Linked DNA regions of Homo sapiens: regions 2, 3, 4 and 5 are each linked to region 1. A link is a loop called in an ENCODE intact Hi-C map of the cell type or tissue named here. Cell type or tissue: heart left ventricle. All regions are shown on one strand. Region 1 overlaps THRB (thyroid hormone receptor beta). Region 2 has its middle 34 kb from the start of LINC00691. Region 3 overlaps UBE2E1 (ubiquitin conjugating enzyme E2 E1). Region 4 has its middle 58 kb from the start of NR1D2. Region 5 overlaps THRB (thyroid hormone receptor beta).

Evidence for each region. A loop is a pair of places that touch in the nucleus more often than their neighbours do. Peaks named below come from ENCODE experiments on the same cell type or tissue, not always from the same donor. Only the 100,000 strongest peaks of a DNase experiment are listed, where the experiment ranks them.
Region 2: it touches region 1 in a loop (4-fold over the local background); 33 of 110 quality-filtered maps call a loop at or near these places.
Region 3: it touches region 1 in a loop (7-fold over the local background); 39 of 110 quality-filtered maps call a loop at or near these places.
Region 4: a loop joins it to region 1, with 6 times the contacts of the local background. A loop is called at or near these places in 95 of 110 quality-filtered maps.
Region 5: a loop joins it to region 1, with 7 times the contacts of the local background. A loop is called at or near these places in 44 of 110 quality-filtered maps.

Annotation. Positions count from the first base shown.
Region 1 is chr3:24,235,874-24,239,873 of GRCh38, forward strand. All of the region lies in intron 3 of THRB (thyroid hormone receptor beta), which reads right to left. Among named protein-coding and RNA genes, the nearest start is that of THRB-AS2, 87 kb to the left of the region's middle. In heart left ventricle, a CTCF peak has its summit at 2,324 (motif pointing left); no DNase peak of the experiment used is centred here; H3K27ac peaks cover 1,012 bases.
Region 2 is chr3:24,067,349-24,071,348 of GRCh38, forward strand. No RefSeq gene overlaps it. Among named protein-coding and RNA genes, the nearest start is that of LINC00691, 34 kb to the right of the region's middle. In heart left ventricle, a CTCF peak has its summit at 1,841 (motif pointing right); no DNase peak of the experiment used is centred here.
Region 3 is chr3:23,887,162-23,891,161 of GRCh38, forward strand. UBE2E1 (ubiquitin conjugating enzyme E2 E1) reads left to right here. Exons shown (of 6, transcript NM_003341.5): 4 at 406-538; 5 at 1,951-2,098; 6 at 3,348-4,000. The coding sequence ends at 3,445. It overlaps NKIRAS1 (NFKB inhibitor interacting Ras like 1), which reads right to left. Exons shown (of 5, transcript NM_020345.4): 5 at 2,790-4,000. Among named protein-coding and RNA genes, the nearest start is that of NKIRAS1, 28 kb to the right of the region's middle. In heart left ventricle, CTCF peaks have their summits at 1,644 (motif pointing right) and 1,844; no DNase peak of the experiment used is centred here.
Region 4 is chr3:24,001,339-24,005,338 of GRCh38, forward strand. No RefSeq gene overlaps it. Among named protein-coding and RNA genes, the nearest start is that of NR1D2, 58 kb to the left of the region's middle. In heart left ventricle, no CTCF peak of the experiment used is centred here; no DNase peak of the experiment used is centred here.
Region 5 is chr3:24,183,788-24,187,787 of GRCh38, forward strand. The region is part of intron 5 of THRB (thyroid hormone receptor beta); the gene reads right to left. All of the region lies in intron 3 of THRB-AS2 (THRB antisense RNA 2), which reads left to right. Among named protein-coding and RNA genes, the nearest start is that of THRB-AS2, 34 kb to the left of the region's middle. In heart left ventricle, a CTCF peak has its summit at 2,307 (motif pointing right); no DNase peak of the experiment used is centred here; H3K27ac peaks cover 277 bases.

The DNA of each region.
Region 1 (4,000 bases):
TAGGTAGCAAGCAACTATTTTTATGAAGTTTATTTGGTATTGTGGGGTGCTGGGTATGACTGGAGTTCATGGGATGGGGCTGAACCCCTCACCCCACCCTGTCCCCACTTGAGCCTTCCCACAGCTCTGTCTGTGGCATCTGGAAGCACAGCTGAATAAATGCAAATGGCTGTCCCCCTAGGTGGGCTGCACCCATGCTAGGAGGGCAGTGAGGCTGTGGATCTCTTGGGGGTAAAAGTGGAGTTTCCCCTTCTTTTCCTTATCCCCCTCATAGGAGGAGAGGGAGAGCTATACATCAAACCTTTGACTCTGGTATTTGGGGAATATTTTAAAGAACAAGTCCAATCCCAGGTATGGAGGAAAGGCTCCTGGACTGGGCGTCATTCCAGATGGCTTTGGGTCTCAGTTTAGTAGTTTGGGGATCATGGACAAGTTCCTTTAACTCTTCAAGCCTCATTTGTAAAGATAAATCACAATTCCTGCCCTCTCAGGATTATGCTGAGGACCAAAGCAATTGGAAAATGCCTGTAAATTTAAAAGGAGGACACAAATGTAAGGTATTGGGAGACTTCTTTATTATTATAGGCATCATCATTATTATAGATGATCTCAACTCCTGGCCAGCCTCAATCATCCCAAAGGCATGGGGGAACTGAAACTCTTGCCTGGTCTAACTTTAAGCTTACCTGAGGTCATTTAAAGACTCAAGAACAATACAGAGCCCACCTCCCCAGATGCTGTCATTACAAAGATTAAAAGGAGGTGAAATTGCTTCTCCTTCACCTGCCCTGCCATTTTCCTCTTGCAAGGCTGAATTTTTGTGAAAAAAAATTTTTCCCTTTCAAGGTTACTTTGCATGTTCATTTAACCTTGCTGTGGGGAGTAAGAAAGTTTGGACACAGAAATAAATTTGTTCCCAAGTCTATAGCATCCTGAGTGCAGCCCCAGTTATCCTTCCCCGAGCCCTTTGCATTTTAATATTAAATCTAGGACCCAATGAAGTGAATAAATAATGGTTGAATTTCTCATGATAGGAATCAGTTAAGAACTCAAATAGGAGAACAGAGGCAAGGTGTTTTCAAATCATACCACGCTGTGATCCACCTTTTGTATTCAGTAAAACTAACCCTATTTGGGAATGTAGTATCAAAAAATCAGTAAGAGAAAAAATATGAAAAGCTAGCGTAGTTAGACTGGGCATGAGCCTAAAGAGGAACATAAAACTCTGAGTTAGTAAAAATGTGGAAAACTAGTGAAAGCTCTGTCTGTACCGTATCCCAGGTATTAATCTGAGTGGGTCACCTCTTGGAGGGGAAGGCAGTCAGAATTTCTCCACTGGGTATGGCAGGAGACTCATGCCCCACATAACAGACTTTAGCAAATGACTGTTGAATGGCAAAGCTATACTTTTCATTTCAGATTTTCAGGCAGTCTCTGTAAGTGTTTTGCCGTCAGGAAGGGAAATAATTCAACCAGGGTCTATGGTTGAAACTGAGCTTAATTTGCTGTTGCTGATATTTCTTTTTATTCTTAGTAAAATAATTCACTTTTACTTCCACTCCACCCACTCTCTCAACTCCAGTTCAACAATCTCATTCTAGAGTTCCCCCTACTCTTTATGTTAGTCAATATCCAGGCCAAATCATTGTCCTCTTCTCTCTCTTCCCCTTCCTCTTCCCCTCTCCTTTTCCACCTCTCTCCCAGACAAAGTCACCATGGCATGTTACAAAGAGCATTGGCCTTGCCACTTAAATATGGGATACTGAGTCAGGAGTAACCATTCCTAAAATGGGAATAAGGCCGTAGCTCTCAAAGGTGACATTGGGTTAAGTGGGACGTGCACACTTAATCCATGGTAGTATTCTATACCCTTCAATGCTGGGTTCTGGGGCTACAAGCAGAGTAAAATCCGATTCCTGTGTTGAGGACTAGGTCAGCAGTGGCAGAGGTGGAATGGGCCTTAAAACAAACAAACAAAGCCCCCTGCAAATCTAAAAGCATCAACCACATCTAATTTATTGTCACATTGAGTGAAACATGGAGCACTTTTAAGCCAAATAAGGTAGTGATAGAAAAGTAAAGAAGAAAACAGCCAGTAAAAATTTTATGAGACCAACCTGAAAGGACCAGCTTGGCCACCTGCTGTTTATAGTGCGGTTTCCTTATGGCTGTCTTTCTCTACAGGTGGACTATCATCTCCGAACACTCCTAAGAAATGGAAGATAGTCTCTTAAGAGGACAGCCCAGAGGTAGTTTGAGGAAACGTCTGACAGCAGGAAAAACAACTTCAGCAGATGCCCCTTTGGCCAAAGCATGCTGTTAAAACTGACTCTACTGACACCTGGTGGAGAGTAGGGTAACTTCTCCCTGCTAAAGAGGGTGTGTGTGTATGTGTGTGTGTGTGTGGGGGGGGGGGGGGTGTGTGGGGTGTGTGTGTGATGAACGGATTGGAAACACATTCATCATGTCAGGGAAATTAATTCCTAAGGAATGAGGGTACCATGCAGAACCACCAGATGCCAGAATATATAATTGTGGTTAGGTGACTCACTGAGACACATGCATGAAAAACAACAAACAAGAATGTGAAAATAAAACATTAAGACTGCAGCAAATGATTTATTATTGATTTTTAAAAAGAGTTTGATAATGAGTAAGACAATAACAAACAATCCACTCCCTTCTGCAACCCTGGATGGTGTCATAAGAAAAGACTCTAGTACTTGACCCCTTGATAGTATCATCTGAAATTTAAAAGAAAATTCAATCTTGTCCCAGGGAGACAGTGTCTCTCAGTCTGAGCCAGTGCTCTGCTGCCTCTGGAATCTGCAGTGAGCTCCTTCAGATTTTTAACCCTGGGATAAAAAGAATAATCTTCCTAAATGGAGTGTTATGAAGACTGCTGTGCTCCTGAAATTCCCTTGAAGATGAAAATAAAATTATCCTAATAAATATAACTGTTTACTACTTCTTCAGTGTCAAATGGGGGGCAGGGGACATGGGGCTACATTGCAAAGCTCTTGCAGAAATTGACTTCGGAAACTTTGTCTCCATTCTCACGCATTAGGTTCTTTTTTTTTTTTTTTGAGACAGAGTCTTGCTCTGTCACCCAGGCTGGAGTGCAGTGGCATGATCTCAGCTCACAGCAATCTCTTTCTCCTGGGTTCAAGCAATTCTCCTATCTCTGCCTCCTGAGTAGTTGGAATTACAGGCACAAGCCACCATGCCTGGCTAAGTTTTGTATTTTAAGTAGACCCAGGGTTTCACCATGTTGGCCAGTCTGGTCTTGAACTCTTGGCCTCAAGTGATCTGCCCACCTCGGCATCTGAAAGTGCTGGGATTACAGGCGTGAGCCACTGCATTCAGTCGCACATTAGGTTCTTGTTTAATTCTGCTTGGTAAAGGTTCTGTTGGCTCTTTATCAGAAATTCCAGTGGCTTTCTGTGAGGTGTCAGGTGCATGGTATAGCACACACAGCCTGAATTTGTCTTTCAACAGTGTGTATCAAAGGTGATTTTCAGGAATGCACCAGAGCAATTAGAGCAATCATTAGTTCCAATTTGCAAGAATTAATCCATCATATTTGGGACACTAAATGAGAATTTACATCATCATTATTATTATTTGATGGAGTCTTGCTATGTTGCCCAGGCTGGTCTCGGACTACTGGTCTTAAGCAATTCTCCTGTCTTGGCCTCTATCATTATTATTTATTATTTTGAAAAATCACAGGAGCCTTGGTTAAGGGTTGTCTCAGGGAGCTAGGATGGGTAGGTCTGGGTAGGAAGGTTATAAAGGAAAGAAGTCCCTCAAAGATGCATATAGTTCTAATTTTCTTTCAGCTTCTCCCCTGCTAATATTTAAATTTAGAATGTGTATTTCCTGCAATGTGATGGCTTGAATGCATGATCCTGCCAGAATGTGTACAGTTAAACTATACCTGGGGACAGTCATGCTGTAACAGAGATTCCCAACTTTCTCAGTGTATGTCACTCTTAGT
Region 2 (4,000 bases), 170 kb before region 1:
AGAAACAGAACCAATAGGATATATGTGTGTGTGTGTTTGTTGATTTATTATGAGGAATTGTCTCATATGATTATGGAGGTACAGTGCAGTTGGACGGCTTGAAACTCAGCAGAATCTATGGCGTGGTTCTAGTTCCTGAGAATCAGGAGAGCTGATAATGTAAGTTTCAGTCTAAAAGCTAGCAGGCTTGAGACCTAAGAAAGGCCAATGTTTCAGTTCAAGTCTAAAGACAGGAAAAGTCTGATGTCTCATCTTACAGCAGTCAGGCAGCAGGAGTTCCCTCTTACCTCGTGTTTTTGTTCTACTCAGGCCTGCAATTGACTGGATAAGGCCTATCCACATTAGGCAGGGCGGTGCCCTTTACTCAGTCTGCTGATTCAGATGTTATTCTCATTGAGAAACACTCTCACAGATAAATACAGAATAGTGCTTGACTATATGCCTGGGCACCGTGTGGCCCAGTCTAGTTGACATATAAAATTAACCAGTGTGGGTGGGCTTTTACATAATCAATGCTTTACAGTTTATATTGACTGTTTATTCATAGCTCTGAGACAAATTATTTTTGTAACAATTTTGTAGGTGAGGAAACTAGGTCCAGGGAGATACCCAAGCAACTTGTCCACGAATGAGCCAAGTCTAGAGCCTAATGATTACTGACATTAAATTCAGCTTTTTCTACCACTTTGTAATATAATTGTAGAGGTGGTATTGTGGATATAGTGGCTTAGAAACTGGGCTTCGAAATTATTCTGCATGGGTTTGAATGTCACCTCATCTACTTATTAATCGTGGGGCCTTGGGAAAGTTACTTAGATTTTTTTAAACATTTGTTTCCAAACCTTTACATTGGGATTTATCTAAAATTCGTATGGAAGATGAAGAGTAAAGATGAGGCAAGACTATTTGAAAGATATCAGCGATAGGGAGAGATTAATTCTGCCTGATATTAAGACTACTTATGAAATTATCGCATTAAAATGAAATAGTATCAGCCTAGAGATAGACCAGTAAAAGCAGACTAAGAAAGCAGAACACAGAGCCTAGAAACAGACCTACAACATGTGGGAATGTGCATTAAGTCAAAGGTAGCATTAAAATCAGTGGAGAACACATAGATGGATTAATCAATAAAGGGGGCTCAGATAATTGATGGTTCATATTGGATAAGATAAAATTAGATAACTACCATATGTAAAGATACATTCAGATGTACTAAAACCTGAATGTGAAAAGGAAAATATAGAAAAATGTTATGATAATTGGGTAGGGCGAGATTTCTTATACAAAGCAAAAAATGGACACACACATACACACACAGAAAAAGGGAGGATTAATGTATCCATGGACATTAAAAATAAAGCAAAAACCAAACAAAACTTCTGTTCAACAAATGATACTGTGAGCAAAGACAAACTCAGACTAAGATATTTATAATGCATATAATCAACAGAAAAATGCAATCTATAAATAGAATATATATAAAAGTCACAAATTGTAAGAAAAAGGCAAACAACTCAATAGAAAGTAGGTAAATGTTATAAACTGGCAATGTAGGGAGGAGAAACCTGAATAGTCAAAGCACATATGAAAAATATTGAAACACATTTGTAATTTGGCTTATGAAAGTTGAAACATTCATTAGAAACTATTTCACAACCATCAGACTGCCCCAAGATTAAGAAATTAGATAACACCAAGTGTTTTCAAGGATGTGGAGAAAGTCACTTTTATACTTTGCTGATGGAAGTATAAACAAGTATAACTCATTTGGAGAAAGAAAATAGAAATATATAACAAAGCTGAAGATGAACATACTCTATTTTCATACTCTACACCAGGGGTCAGCAAACTATGGCCTTTGGGCCAAATCTGGCCCGCCACCTGTTTTGTTAAATCAACTCTTATAAAAACCCAGCTGTGTGCATGCTTATTCGTTTATACAATGTTGATGACTGTTTTCATGCTACCTGACAGAGTAATGGCAACAGAGACCATATGGCCCACAAAGCCTGAACTATTTGCTACCTGTCTCTTTACAGAAAAAGGTTTCTGATTCCTGCCCTTGATTTTAGAGAAACTCTCATATGCATACACACTGAAAAATGCCCAAGGATATTCTTTGCTACTGTTTTTGATTAAAAAAATAGGATATATCCTTTTTTCACCAGTAGAAGGGATAAATAAAATGTGTTCTTTTTTCTTTTTTTCAATTTTTTTCTATAGTAGAATACTATACAGTAATTAAAATAACTAGACATGTATGAAATAACTAGTACAGATATCAATATGGATAAATTTCAACATACTGGTAAGTGGAAAAAAGCAAGTTTCAAAATAATACCCACTATTATAACTACCTTGTTCTTCTCCTCCTTGGTCCCATGAAATAATTGTTTTACACAGTGATTGTCAGTGGATTGGAATCATTAGTTATATGTAGGTGGGGAATGATCACTATCATGAATGTCACTATAAATGGAACAACAACATATTGGGTAACTCCTGATGTAATGCATTTATAAAATACACTTTGTCTATGAAATATTTTTGACCAAAAAAATGAAACTAAATCTAACCAAGCTTCTAGAGTTAATTACACTACAGAGTAGCAAAGGGACACATTTGGGATGTGGGGCATTATGCAGGAATATTATGTGGATTTTGCAAATCACAGGGAAATGCTAAAGGGAAAAAAGTGTGCGTGTGTGTGTGTGTGCATGTGTGCTCCTTTAGGTTAAAAGAAACTCAAACATAAACAAATGTAGTGTATTACATTGTTTATACCTTGATTCAAACAAATCAACTGTGAAAGAAATTTTTAAGACAGTTAGGGAAATTGGGTTGTAGTATGGGTTGATATCTTAGGTGTGATAATGTGATTGTATTTATGTTTAGATTTTCAGAGAAATGCATACTGCATACAATACATAGCAGTGAAATTATACAACGTAATTTTTTTGAAGAAGCGATTTTATTTATTTATTTATTATTTTTCTTCCAACTTTTATTTTAGATCCAGGGGATATATGTGCAGGTTTGACAAGGATAAATTGCATGTCACTGGGGTTTGGGTAATAAAATGATTTTATTACCCAGGTAGTGAGCATAGTACCCAATAGATAGTTTTCTATCCTCCCCCTCCTCCTACCCTCTACCCTTAAGTAAGCCCTGGTATCTATTCTTCCCCTTTTTGTGTCCATGTGTACTCAGTGTTTAGCTCCAACTTCTAAGTGAGAACATGCAGTATTTGTTTTTTCATTCCTGCATCAATTTTCTTAGGACAATCGCCTCCAGCTGCATCTGTTTTGCTGCAAGGGACATGATTTCATCTCTTGTATTGCTGTGTAGTATTCCATGGTGTATATGTACCACATTTTCTTTATCCAGTCCACCGTTGACGGGCATGTAGGTTGATCCTATGTCTTTGCTATTGTGAAAAGTGCTGTGATAAACAGACAACTGCATGTATCTTTATGGTAGAATGATTTATATTCCTTTGGGTATATACCCAATAATGGGATTGCTGGGTCAAATGTATGTAATTTATTTTAAAATACTTCAGCAAAAAAAACCAAAAAAAAACTATGAAAAAACAAGAGCTGATTAAGCAAATGTAGCAAAGTTTTGATAATTATTGAATTTGGGTGACGAATTTACAGAAGTTTGCTGTGTTACTCTCTCTACTTTTTTAATATTTGAAGATTTTCATAATAAAAAAGGCTCTTTTCAGAATTTGACCATTTTCTCACTCCTTACACTATTACTATCCTGGTTCAAGCCATCACCTTCTTTTTTTTTTTTGAGTATTTAAGTTTTATTCAGGTTTCACTTTATATTATATTTTAGTGTTGTTTGAGTTATTTACTTGAAAATGTCTGATACTATTTTTTCTTTTCTTATTATTTGTATTTGCATATATTTTCACAAATTTTTATGTAACTTCAAAGTAACCATTTTCAAGACTTAAGTTTTTAAGAATATTTTTAGGTTCACAGCA
Region 3 (4,000 bases), 350 kb before region 1:
TGAAACTTCTGTGCTTAAAATGGTCATAAGTGATGTAGCTGTGAGCAAAAACTGCTCGCATTTGTCACTAATTTCGCTTCTAGGTGCTGAGATGTGTTTCCCATTTTAAGTATTGTTTACACTTTCCTACGTGTCCAGGAGAGTTTTGAGAATTGAGGAAAGTTTCCTGCTTATTCGTAGCTAGGTAGGCTTAGAATGGTTTTAACATTCTTTTATCATCCAGTTTGCTTGACCAATGGCTATGGGTTTGTTGCAGTTCTGCATCCGTTTCTGTACTTGTTTTGTAAAGAGAATCCACACAGTAAACAAAAGAGAGGAGAGAGGTAATCTTTCCATCTCTTTTAATACACTGTAAAAATTGGGATAGTGCCACCATCTGCTTATTTGTTGACGTATTATTCACAGTGCTGGTCCCAAAGGCGATAACATCTATGAATGGAGATCAACCATTCTAGGGCCTCCAGGATCCGTGTATGAGGGTGGTGTATTCTTTCTCGATATCACTTTTACACCAGAATATCCCTTCAAGCCTCCAAAGGTAAGAAATCTCCCTGTATGCTCAAATTTACTAATTCCCACAAGAGAGCAACTGTTGAGGTTTTTCTAAATTTAATTTTTAATCACAGAAACTAGATTTATCTTATGTCCTAATAGATCTGAGTATTTTAACATATACAAAACACTTCTTTAGGTTGATTTTGCCTTATCTGGCAGAGACCATTCTAGGATTAAGTGCTTTGTTTTGATGGTGCTTAAAATTGTGCTATTTATAGTAATATTGTCAGCAACCTAGAATTAATCCCCTGTTTTCCAGCCCATAGAGAAATGTTTTTGAACCTTTCTCGAGGTTAAAAATGGTGTCAAGCCAGGTGCAGTGGTGTGCACCTGTAGTCCAGCTACTTGGGAGGATTGTTTGAGCCCAAGAGTTTGAGTCCAGTCTGGGCAACAAAGCAAGACCCCAAAAAAAGGCAGGGCAGGTCAGGGGGCCAAACAACTAGAGAATCAGAATCTCTTCCCAAAGCTTTGGATTCTGTTGTGCTCCCTGTCATGTTTTGGTCTTGTTCCTTTACCTCCAGGCCTCAGTTTTCTTTCTAGGACAGGTGAGGATTGCCCAAGTCACCCATCTCCTGTACTCAATCTATGATTCTCATTCAGTCAGAAAGAAAACCCCGTCTTGGGGATTAGGTAGACTGCCAGATAAAAGTACAACTGCAGCAACAAGAAGTAATCGAAAGTCACTTTTTTAAAAAATTGGTAAAATTACAGGTAATTTTTACTTTGTGTTTTGGTATATTTCACAAATAAAAATTAAGAGACCCAAATAACACCAGCTTATGTGACTTGTGTTCTGCTGTGGTCCTTGCCCATTACTGGCTCTGCATCCATGGACACTCGATTATATAATAGTAAATTCTGTGATGTAGGTAGACAGGATGTCTATAGGACCTGATGTAACGGTCAGAAAAAAGCAGAAATAGACTTCTCTTCAAATTTTGTTCAGCCTTTTGGGTGTAGTCATTGTTTGCTAAGTATGTTGTTTAATTATCTTTATGTACCCATTATGTTGCACTTCAGTTTTTAAGAGGTATTTATGATTCTCAGTATTTTAAAGCTTACTTTGAGGCAGTGTAGTACTACCAGCTAACACAAGAGGTCAGCAAACAATTAGCTATTCAAACTTGGAAATGTTAATATTTAAAAGATTTAAAATTGCTAAAGATGAAATTAGGAAGTACTGAACTTACCGTCAGTGGACATAACATTTTAAATGAAATTGACACAGTCCCTGAGATGGTATCAATGAACACTTTCTAATCAAATTTATTGTCTATCTTCTTGACAGCTTTAATTAAAACTGCTTTTAGTCACCTTCTTAAGGGTCATTCAGTTGAATATTTAGTAACAAGTTTGTTTGCTGTTTAAATATTGTCTGTCACTTGTTTTTTTTAGGTTACATTTCGGACAAGAATCTATCATTGTAATATTAACAGTCAAGGTGTTATTTGCTTGGACATATTGAAAGATAATTGGAGTCCAGCACTAACCATTTCTAAAGTCCTCCTTTCTATCTGCTCACTTCTTACAGACTGTAATCCTGGTAAGGTTCATAATTCTTTACCTTGTTTTATTCTTCCTTACCTGAAAAATACTTGTTTCCAAAAGCTTTCAAAGGACAAAACTAATTTTTCTGCACAAGTTTGTGAATACAAAAACTAATCGGCTTTTCAAAAGAAAGTTTTAATCAAGTTCAGTCTACTAGTTGAGACACACAACTTCATTAATCAGTATATTCTAGCAACAAGGTATTTTAAACTGAAGACTGACGTAAGTTTGCCTTGGGCTTTTAGTTTCAATTATTCTTCCTCCTTTTTTTTTCCTGTTGCTTAATTTCCCATAGAGTTCTTATAAAACAAATCAGACACTTCTAAATGTCGAGTCATCTGCCTGGCAAGCCTCACCTGTGCCTCTGGGGTTCAGTGAGCATGTGTCCCATAGCTGGTCACTGAGATGGCACTCAATTTTGAAAATGGTAGTTGTTAAATACTTAGTGACTATTGAATTGTGACTTTTTTGGGACTTCATTTCATTTAAAAAATATTTTTCTGTAGTCACAGCTACTAGGGTGGCTGAGGTGTCAGGATTGTTTGAACCCAGAAGGTCAAAGCTGCAGTGAGCCATGAGCATGTCACTGCACTGCATTCCAGCCTGGGTGGCAAAGCGAGACCCTGTCTCAAAAAATATATATATATACACATATGTATATATATACACACACACAGACAAATATATTTTCTAGGTAAACCAAATATAAATTTATTAAAGATCCTAAGATTCAGAGAAATACTATACTTAATTGGAGGTCCAGGTTTTGCCTGGCAACCTGGCTCTTTAACCAGCGTAAAGGTTAATAGTGTTGCACTGCAACAGCCCCGAAGACTTCACAGTATTCACAATGCCGTTAACTGGTGACATTGAGCTAAGGGTCACATGAACACAGCTGGATGTTCATTGCAGTCTGAAGCCTTGACCGTTCCAGTCTCTACTGAACTCAGCCTAACACATAAGAGTAAAGAAACTCCAATTGAGTGTTGTTTGTTGGGAGAAAAATGGAATGAACTAAGATAAAGACAGACCAGTACACTAAAGCCTAAGCATTCCCTCTTCCCCCAACGTTATGTTTTTTTGAAATTTTGATGGAAAAATATCCAGCATGGTGGAGTGGTGTTTCGAAGATGGGTTTGATCACACATACTTTGTCGTACGTATCTACCCAAGCTGTCACTATTCGCTAAAGTTTAAAATGTTCTTTTCCTTTCTCCAAAGTAATCTACATTCTTTTCTTCCAGCCGACCCCTTGGTGGGAAGTATTGCCACTCAGTATATGACCAACAGAGCAGAACATGACAGAATGGCCAGACAGTGGACCAAGAGATACGCTACATAAATTGGGGTTTCACAATTCTTACATTATTTGTCTGTCACAGAAGAGAGCTGCTTATGATTTTGAAGGGGTCAGGGAGGGTGGGAGTTGGTAAAGAGTAGGGTATTTCTATAACAGATATTATTCAGTCTTATTTCCTAAGATTTTGTTGTAACTTAAGGTATCTTGCTACAGTAGACAGAATTGGTAATAGCAACTTTTAAAATTGTCATTAGTTCTGCAATATTAGCTGAAATGTAGTACAGAAAAGAATGTACATTTAGACATTTGGGTTCAGTTGCTTGTAGTCTGTAAATTTAAAACAGCTTAATTTGGTACAGGTTACACATATGGCCATTTATGTAAAGTCCCTCTAAGACTACATACTTTTTGTTTAAAACAAAATTGGAATTTGTTTTCCCTTCTTGGAAGGGAACATTGATATTTAACAGAGTTTTTAGAGATTGTCATCTCATATATATAAAATGGACACGTGGCTATAAAACACCATATAAGAGATGAGTAGTGCGTTTTATTTTATATGCCAATCTACTTTGTTTAAAAAAGGTCTGAATCAGG
Region 4 (4,000 bases), 230 kb before region 1:
TGGTAATTCCATTATCTCTGTTATTTCTGATTCTGTTTCTATTGACTAACTTTTCTCCTGGTTTGAATCAGATTTTCCTACTTCTTTGCATGTCTAGTAATTTTTAAATTAGATGTCGACATTATGAATGATATTTCGTTGAGGGTTTGGATTTTGTTGTCTAAGTAGTGTTGAAGTTTGTTTCGGTGGGCAGTAAACTTACTTGCAGATCAGCTTGATTTTTCTCTAGGCTTGATTTTCAGCTTGTTAGGTCTGGTCCAGAGTAGCTTTTACTCTACCACTAAGGCGTGACACTCTGGGGTCACTCTGAATGCCCTTGTATTCAGTGAGTCCTCTCTACTTTGGCCGAGAGGAGATCAAAACATCTCTCAACCCTAAATGGGCTCTGAGAATGTTCATCTCAGAGCTACCTGAAAGTTGTCAAGTTGTCTTTTTTTTTTTTTTTTTTTTTTTTGGCTTCATGGAGCTTTGCCCTAACTGTGTATGGCTTAGTATTCAGTCAAACACTTGAGGAGAACCTTGCGCAGATTTCTGTAAAGTTTTCTCTGTATAGCTCCCTCCTCTCTGGTACGCTGGCCAATAAATTCCAGCTACCTTAGCCTCCCTGTGTTAGTCAGGGCTCACCAGAGAAACCAAACCAATAGGATATACAGAGATATATAAAAGTATATTTATTATGGGAATTGGGTCACACAGTTTTGGAGGCCAAGAAGTCCCGTGATATGCTGCCTGAAAGCTGGAGAACCAGGAAAGCCAGCAGCATAGTTCAGTCTGAATCCAAAGGCCTGAGAATCAGAGAAGGCAACTGGGTAACTCCCAGCCCAAGTCTGGGAGTGAGGCGGGCATTGGTATCAGTCCCAGAGTCTGAAGGCTCAAGAACCGGGAGCTCTAACGTCCAAGGGCAGGAGAAGGAGAATGTTCCAGTGAGAGAGAGAGGAGAGACACACACACACACACACACACAGAGAGGAGAGAGAGAGAGAAAGACACACACACACACACACACACACACAGAGAGAGAGAGAGAGAGAGAGAATTGCCGTTCTTTCTTTCATCTTTTTGTTCTATCAGGGTTCTCAATGGATTGGATGATGCCCACCTCAGTGGCTCTTCTTTACTCAGTCTACTGATTCTAATGCTTGTCTCTTCTGGAATCATCCTCACAGGAACAGCCAGCAATGTTTTTACCAGATCCCTGGGTATCCCTTAATTCAGTAAAGTTGACACATAAACACTTAACCATCAAACTCCCCAAATGCCTATCTTTGTCTACTCAACTCAGTGAGTCTTCCAGGTTCTATCTGGGTTCCTTTCCCTCTGCCAAGGTCCATGAATGGCCTCCAAGCAGAAACCTAGGGCAATTGTAGAGAGGGTTCCCCTTGTTTGTCTCTCTTCTCTCAGGTATCACAGTCCCGCTCTGCCTGGGGCCAACTATGTCATATATTTTGCCCAGTTTTCTAGATGTTTATAGTGGGAGGGTATGTCCTGTACCAGTTACTACTCCATGAGTGAATGTAGCAATCTGTATACCTTCATTTGGTTAATTCCTACTTGCCTGACTTTTAAGGTGCAATTCAGCCACCATCTCCCTTGGGACACTTTCTGGGTTTCCACCAGTTTGACTTAAGGGCTCCTTCATCTGCTGAGTTATGCTTCCTCCTTTTCCCCCTGACTCCACAGAACCGTAAGCTTCTTGAGGATATAGATTGTAGTTTCTCAGCATCTTCAGCCTCTAGTGTGGCACTTAGAGCATAGTAGGTGCTCAGTAAATGCTCATTGACTAAATGGATAAAGTACATGGAATTGTGCCAGATTCTAATTTTTTGACTTTAAGATCTATCAAGGGTGCTCCTCATTCATCCTCTACTTACAAGTCCTCTTTCCTGGTCTCTCAAACATAAGAAAAAGTTACTGCATACCCTCCCCACAACCCTACCCATGGCTTGTACAGGAAATATGGAGGAAGTCTGCTTGCTCTAAGTCATGTTTAAAAAAACTCTTTTTTTAGATTCAGGGGCTACATGTGCAGGTACTTGTTACCTGGCTATATTGTGTGATGCTGAGGTTTGGGATATGAATTATCCTATCACCCAAGTACTGAACATAGTACCCAATAGTTAGTTTTTGAACCCTTGCCTGCCTCCCTCCCCACTCTAGCAGCCTCTAGTTTCTATTGTTGCCATCTTTATGTCTATGAGTACCCAGTGTTTAGCTCCCACTTATAAGTGAGAACATGCGGTATTGGTTTTCTGTTCCTGGGTTAGTTCATTTAGGATTATGGCCTCCAGCTACATCCATGTTGCTGCAAAGGACATGATATCATTCCTTTTTTATGACTGCATACTATTCCGTGATGCATTTGTACCACATTTTCTCTAAGTTATTTTTATCATGCGGCAGACATGACTAACTATCCATCAAAATATGTGACCCCCTGCCATAGATAGGATTGTCCCTGGGATAGGGTTGCCAGATTTAGCAAACAAACTTGAAAAACAAGATACCCAGTGAAATTTGAACTTCAAATACAATATGGGGGACATTCTTATATTAAAACACCATTCACTTTTTTTTTTTGACGGAGTTTTGCTCTTGTTGCCTAGGCTGGAGTGCAATGGTGCGACCTCAGCTCACTGCAACCTCCACCTCTCGGGTTCAAGCAATTCTCCCGTCTCAGCCTCCCAAGTAGGTGGGATTACAGGCGTGTGCCACCACGCCTGGCTAATTTTGTATTTTTAGTAGAGATAGGGTTTCTCCATGTTGGTCGGGCTGGTCTCGAACTCCTGAACTCAGGTGATCTGCCCACCTTGGCCTCCCAAAGTGCTGGGATTACAGACGTGAGCCACCACGCCCAGCCAAAACATCATTCACTTTTGACTGAAACTGAAATTTAACTAGGCGTCCTGTATTTTGTCTGGCAATGCTACACTTGGGAGCAGTTGCTCAGCTAGGGACTCTAATTCTCAGCTTCTTTGCATGTGAGTAGTTCTTACCAATGGCATATAGTGAGAAATGATGTGTAATGTGTGCCACTTCCTGGCTGAGGTGGTTAAGATGTGTGTTCTCCACTTTCTTTTTCCACTTCTGCCTGTATGCAGAAGACCTGTGAGGCCCTAGGGGAGGAACAGGTCACAAGGAGAAAGCCTGAGTCTCCACACTGCAAACGGACAAGAGCTGCTTTGGACTGTTCTGTGGGTGAAAAATCAATACAGTTAAATCTGCAAAACTGTGGGGTTTATTTGTTATGGCAGTTAGTAGTACTCTATTTTATGTTCCATTAAAAATTGATACATGAATATTTTCTCCAAGGTTCTATATTGCCTACTTTACAGCTATAGTTGAATATCTCAAAGGTGTCTCAAATGGCATGTCCAAGCCTGAATTTGTGATTTCACCAGCTTCAGGTTAATCCTGTGCTCTTTATCTCAGTGGATTGCATAACCATCCATCTAGTCTTGACACCTCCTTTGCTCTTACCCTTAGTATCCAATCCACTAATAACTTCTATACATATTACCTTCTAAATACATTTTTTCTTTTTCTAAATACATTTTATTTTTATTTTTTGAGATTGAGTCTCACTCTGTTGCCCAGGCTGGAGTGTAGTGGCACAATCTCAGCTCACCACAACCTCTGCCTCCTGAGTTCAAATGATACTCCTGCCTCAACCTCCCGAGTAGCTGGGATTACAGGGGTCCGCCATCATGCCCAGCTAATTTTTGTATTTTTAGTAGAGATGGGGTTTCACCATGTTGGCCAGGCTGGTCTTGAACTTCTGACCTCAAGTGATCCGCCTGCCTCAGCCTCCGAAAGTGCTGGGGTTACAGGCATAAGCCACCATGGCTGGCCTGTAAATACATTTTAAATTGGCCCATCGCCTTCTATTTTCTTTGCCACCACCTGTATCTTTTGTGTGGCCTATGGCTATTGTCCACATTCTCTTACCCTCTTATTCAGTACGGCCTCTCAGCCAATCCAGTTTTCTCTCTTGCAGCCAGAG
Region 5 (4,000 bases), 52 kb before region 1:
GGTTACAGAGGTTAAAAAATTTTCCCTGAGCTGATGATTTAAAGAGCAAGAAATAAACTGAAGCCTAACTGTAAAGCATATGATAATAACATTAAACAAATTTATGCACATCATTATTCATTAATACATTCATTAATATTTATTAATACGTTCTTGTAAAGATTTTTGAATGTGGTTGCATATGGAGTTAATCCTTCTTATTCCGCCCTTTTCTAAGGTATCTACTGAAACAAGTTTGATGTATATCTGGGAACTTTTTTCTGTGCACATTTGTAAACACACAATTATATAGACTTTTAACGTTATAAATGGGATTACACTATTCTTAATGCATGCTTACTTTCAATAAGTATTCCTAAAATCACTTCTTTTAAAAAAGCCTGTTTTTAATTTTTCTGGTGAATGCTTTGGATGTACCACAATTTATTGGAACATTCCCCAGTGGACAGACATTTAGATCGCTTCCAGTTTATCAGTAACAAAAAACAAAGATGCAAAGAACATGTTTGAACAGACTTGTGCCCTGTGTAAGTATTTCCCTGGGACAGAGTATGATGAGAGGTATGGTTGGGTACGTCTGCATCCTTTGGCGTGACAGACACTGTTCAGTTGGCCTTGGAAAGCGTGGGGTGGTCCATCCTCTGCTCTGTGTGCATCTCAACGAAAACTGAAGTTAGATGAACCAGGGCCTTGAATTTCTGATATCTACCTCCCTTTGACATTGCTGTTTCCAGTTTTTTGTTTTTTCTTCCCTCCAATCTCGTGAGTAGCTTTTCTCCCCCTTGGCTTTCTATTTCTGTCTGCCCCAGTATACGTATGGGGTACTCGTCCCTGCCTTTGAAGTATCAAATCACACAGCTATCTGACATATGCCCACAGTGGGGAGAGAGCCATCGTTCTCATGTTGATTGCTAAGGTTCCCAGAGTGCCCTTGAGGTATAAGAATCACTGGCACTCTCAGTTGGGACTGCAGATCCTGATGTATGATGAGTGGGGCAGAGTAGAGAGCAGAGATGGATGGAGCAGATGGTAGTACTGGCGGAAGGGCACAAGCTTTTTAATCCTCCACCTTTTAAAATACTCATTCACCTGGAGATGCCCTTGTATTTTACTTAAGGACAAAGATAGCAATCATCTGCTGAAAATGTGAATGTCTAACATGAAGGATTATAATGCACACAATGACTTGCATTTATGTCTCCAACTTTTAAGACACTTTGTTATTTTGGTAAATGAGAATGGCACATCATTTGAAATTGTCATCACTGATTTGATTCATTTTTTTTGTCTTTATGAAGAGCATGAATTAATAGTTTTCCCCTTTGCTGACATAAGATATTGTTTAAAAAATTACTTTAACTTGTCTAAATCTTGAGGACTGGTTTAATAAAGTATGATACATCTATAAAGAAGAATAATCTATAGCCAATGAAAGTCAGGACTCAGAATATTTAATGACATGGGAAAATGTTCATGATATATTGCTAGGCATTAAAAGCTGGTTAAAATGGTATGCCTAGTATGATCCCAGGTTTATAAAAAATACACATGCACAGAGAAAAGACTGAAATGTAATAAGAATGTGCAGTGCTTACCCTTGGGGAATAGAACTTCAACTGATTTTAAAACATTATTTGCAATTTTAAAAATTTGTAGAAATTTTTTTTCTACCATGAACATATATAGGCTTTTATAATGAGAGGAAGTAACTTGTTCTTAAAATTATTTTAACTGATTCCCTCTTGCCTTCCTGGGTATCTGAGAATCAGTTTTAAAAATATTAAGCACAGAGACATTTCTGTGAGATCACTGATGGCTGCTCTCCTTTTTCTGAGTCCACCAGGGAGGTGGGTGAGTCCCTGCCTTGTTTCTCCCCTTGGGTTTCACTGTTTCAGGGAGGTCCCTGATTGACATAAAAGTGTAAAGGCCTGACTGCCTGGGTTCAGCAGGGCTGGTTAGGTCCAGCTCCAGGGATCCATGCATCCGTCTAGAGCCCATCCTTGTGGGACTGGGGAGACCCTGTGGTTCCCAGAGAGAAGTACAGTAGGGCATGAGAGGGTAGAGGGGTGAAGCCTTGTAAGACTTCAGGGGAGGATCAGGGCCCCAGTCAAACAGTGTGGGGTTCTCAGAAGGGCTCAAGTCCCAGGGTGATCTGTTATTAGGCAGTGACTAAGCAGACCTTCCAGCTGGCAATTGAGATAAGCTAGGCCCAAAGACAGGCCCAACCAAGAATGGAGGGACTCAAGTGGCTCCCCACGTGCAGTCAGGGAAGGGAAGAAAAATGCACATTTCCTAAGTGCCCACCAGGTGGCAGACCCTTTCCTGTGCAACGAGTTGAAGAGTATTTTCAAGCTCGTCATGATACCCAGGTATTAAGAATCTGCACTGGGCTGGCAAGAACATAGAAGGCTGGGCCCCTCTCTAGAGATTCACTAGTCTGGGTGGGGCCTGAGAATCTTATTTCTACCAAGCTCCAGGTTCTCCTAGTGCCACTGATTGGTACTACCACACTTTCAGTAGCACTGGATATATCGTCTCAGACTGGGAAGGGAGGAGGAGGACAAGGAGTAGGATGTGGTCCTTATGGCTGAGCAATTGGTTCAAATTGTGATTAAAGTGCCAAGGAAGTGTGGCATGGAAAGAGCGGGTGTGGGTGGGTGGGGTGAGTTGCAGAAGGGAATGGGTCACTTGCTCCTGGTTAAAATAGCCTCTGATACTCCAGCAGATTCAACAGAGATCTGTTGTGAGATCTGCAACAGAATGTAAGGGCTCTTCCATAGCTCTCATTCTAATTAAATGTGTTACCAATTAATTCACTTAGGATGCTTACAGCAGACAGAAGCATAGGTATATGCAGGTTAAAATAAAAGCAGTAAGGCCGGGTGCAGTGGCTCATGCCTGTAATCTCACCACTTTGGGAGGCTGAGGTGGGTGGATCACCTGAGCTCAGGAGTTTGAGACCTGCCTGGCCAACATGGCGAAATCCTGTCTCTACTAAAAATACAAAAATTAGCTGGGCATGTGGTGCATGCTTGTAATCCCAGCTACTCAGGAGGCTGAGGCAGGAGAATTGCTTGAACCTGGGAGGTAGAGGTTGCAGTGAGCCGAGATTGCGCCACTGCACTCCATCCTGGGCAACAGAGCAAGACTCCATTTCAAAAAAAAAAAAAAAAAAAAAAAGCAGTATTCAGAACAAAATGAAAAACAAAACCTTAGATAGCTACCCAAAACCCTAAAGAAACAATATTTAGAGTACTATCAACTATTTGAAGTGAAAGACTATTTTAAAAATCTGGTCCATTATGGAGCAATACATGGTTCTACTGCACAGGACTTTTACATAGTTCAAACCACATGTGACTGACCAGGCAAGTTTGACAATCCCCAACTAACTGTCTATATCCTGTTCAGTGAAATGAATTCACTGATCATGCATTTGGATGCCAGTGGCAATGTCAAACTGCTATAAAAGTTCCTAAAGCTTACTCTCAGTTTCTGTATTTGCATCAATAGAAATGGTAATAACCACTTTGCAGAAGAGTGCCAGTCCCCAAACCACGCTTAGAAGTGCACTGGTCTAGCCTGGCTAGATGACTGATCTGGCAGATGGGCTCACTGCACAGCTTCAAGGAAGTCAATTTGTTCTTTGGATCCTGTTGTGCAGAATTAACTTTTGTATCCTCAGGACTATTTTGTTCGTATCATTTCTACATGGGGTCCTTGGAATAGGGCTAGTTGGATGTCCTTTTGGCCCTGCTGCCATTTTCTTATGCTTGGACATCAAGGGCAATATCCTGTATACAGTAGGCACTCAATAAACACCGATGAGTGAATGCATAGATTACTAGCCCAAGACTGAGATGTCAAGCATTCTTGTGGGATACACAGCCATCTAGGAAATAAATGCCCAACATGGATGAACATCAAAATATAACTCTCTTCATAGTAACTATATAGAGCTGACAAGCAGAGCAGATGGAGAACCAACTCTATAAGGAAA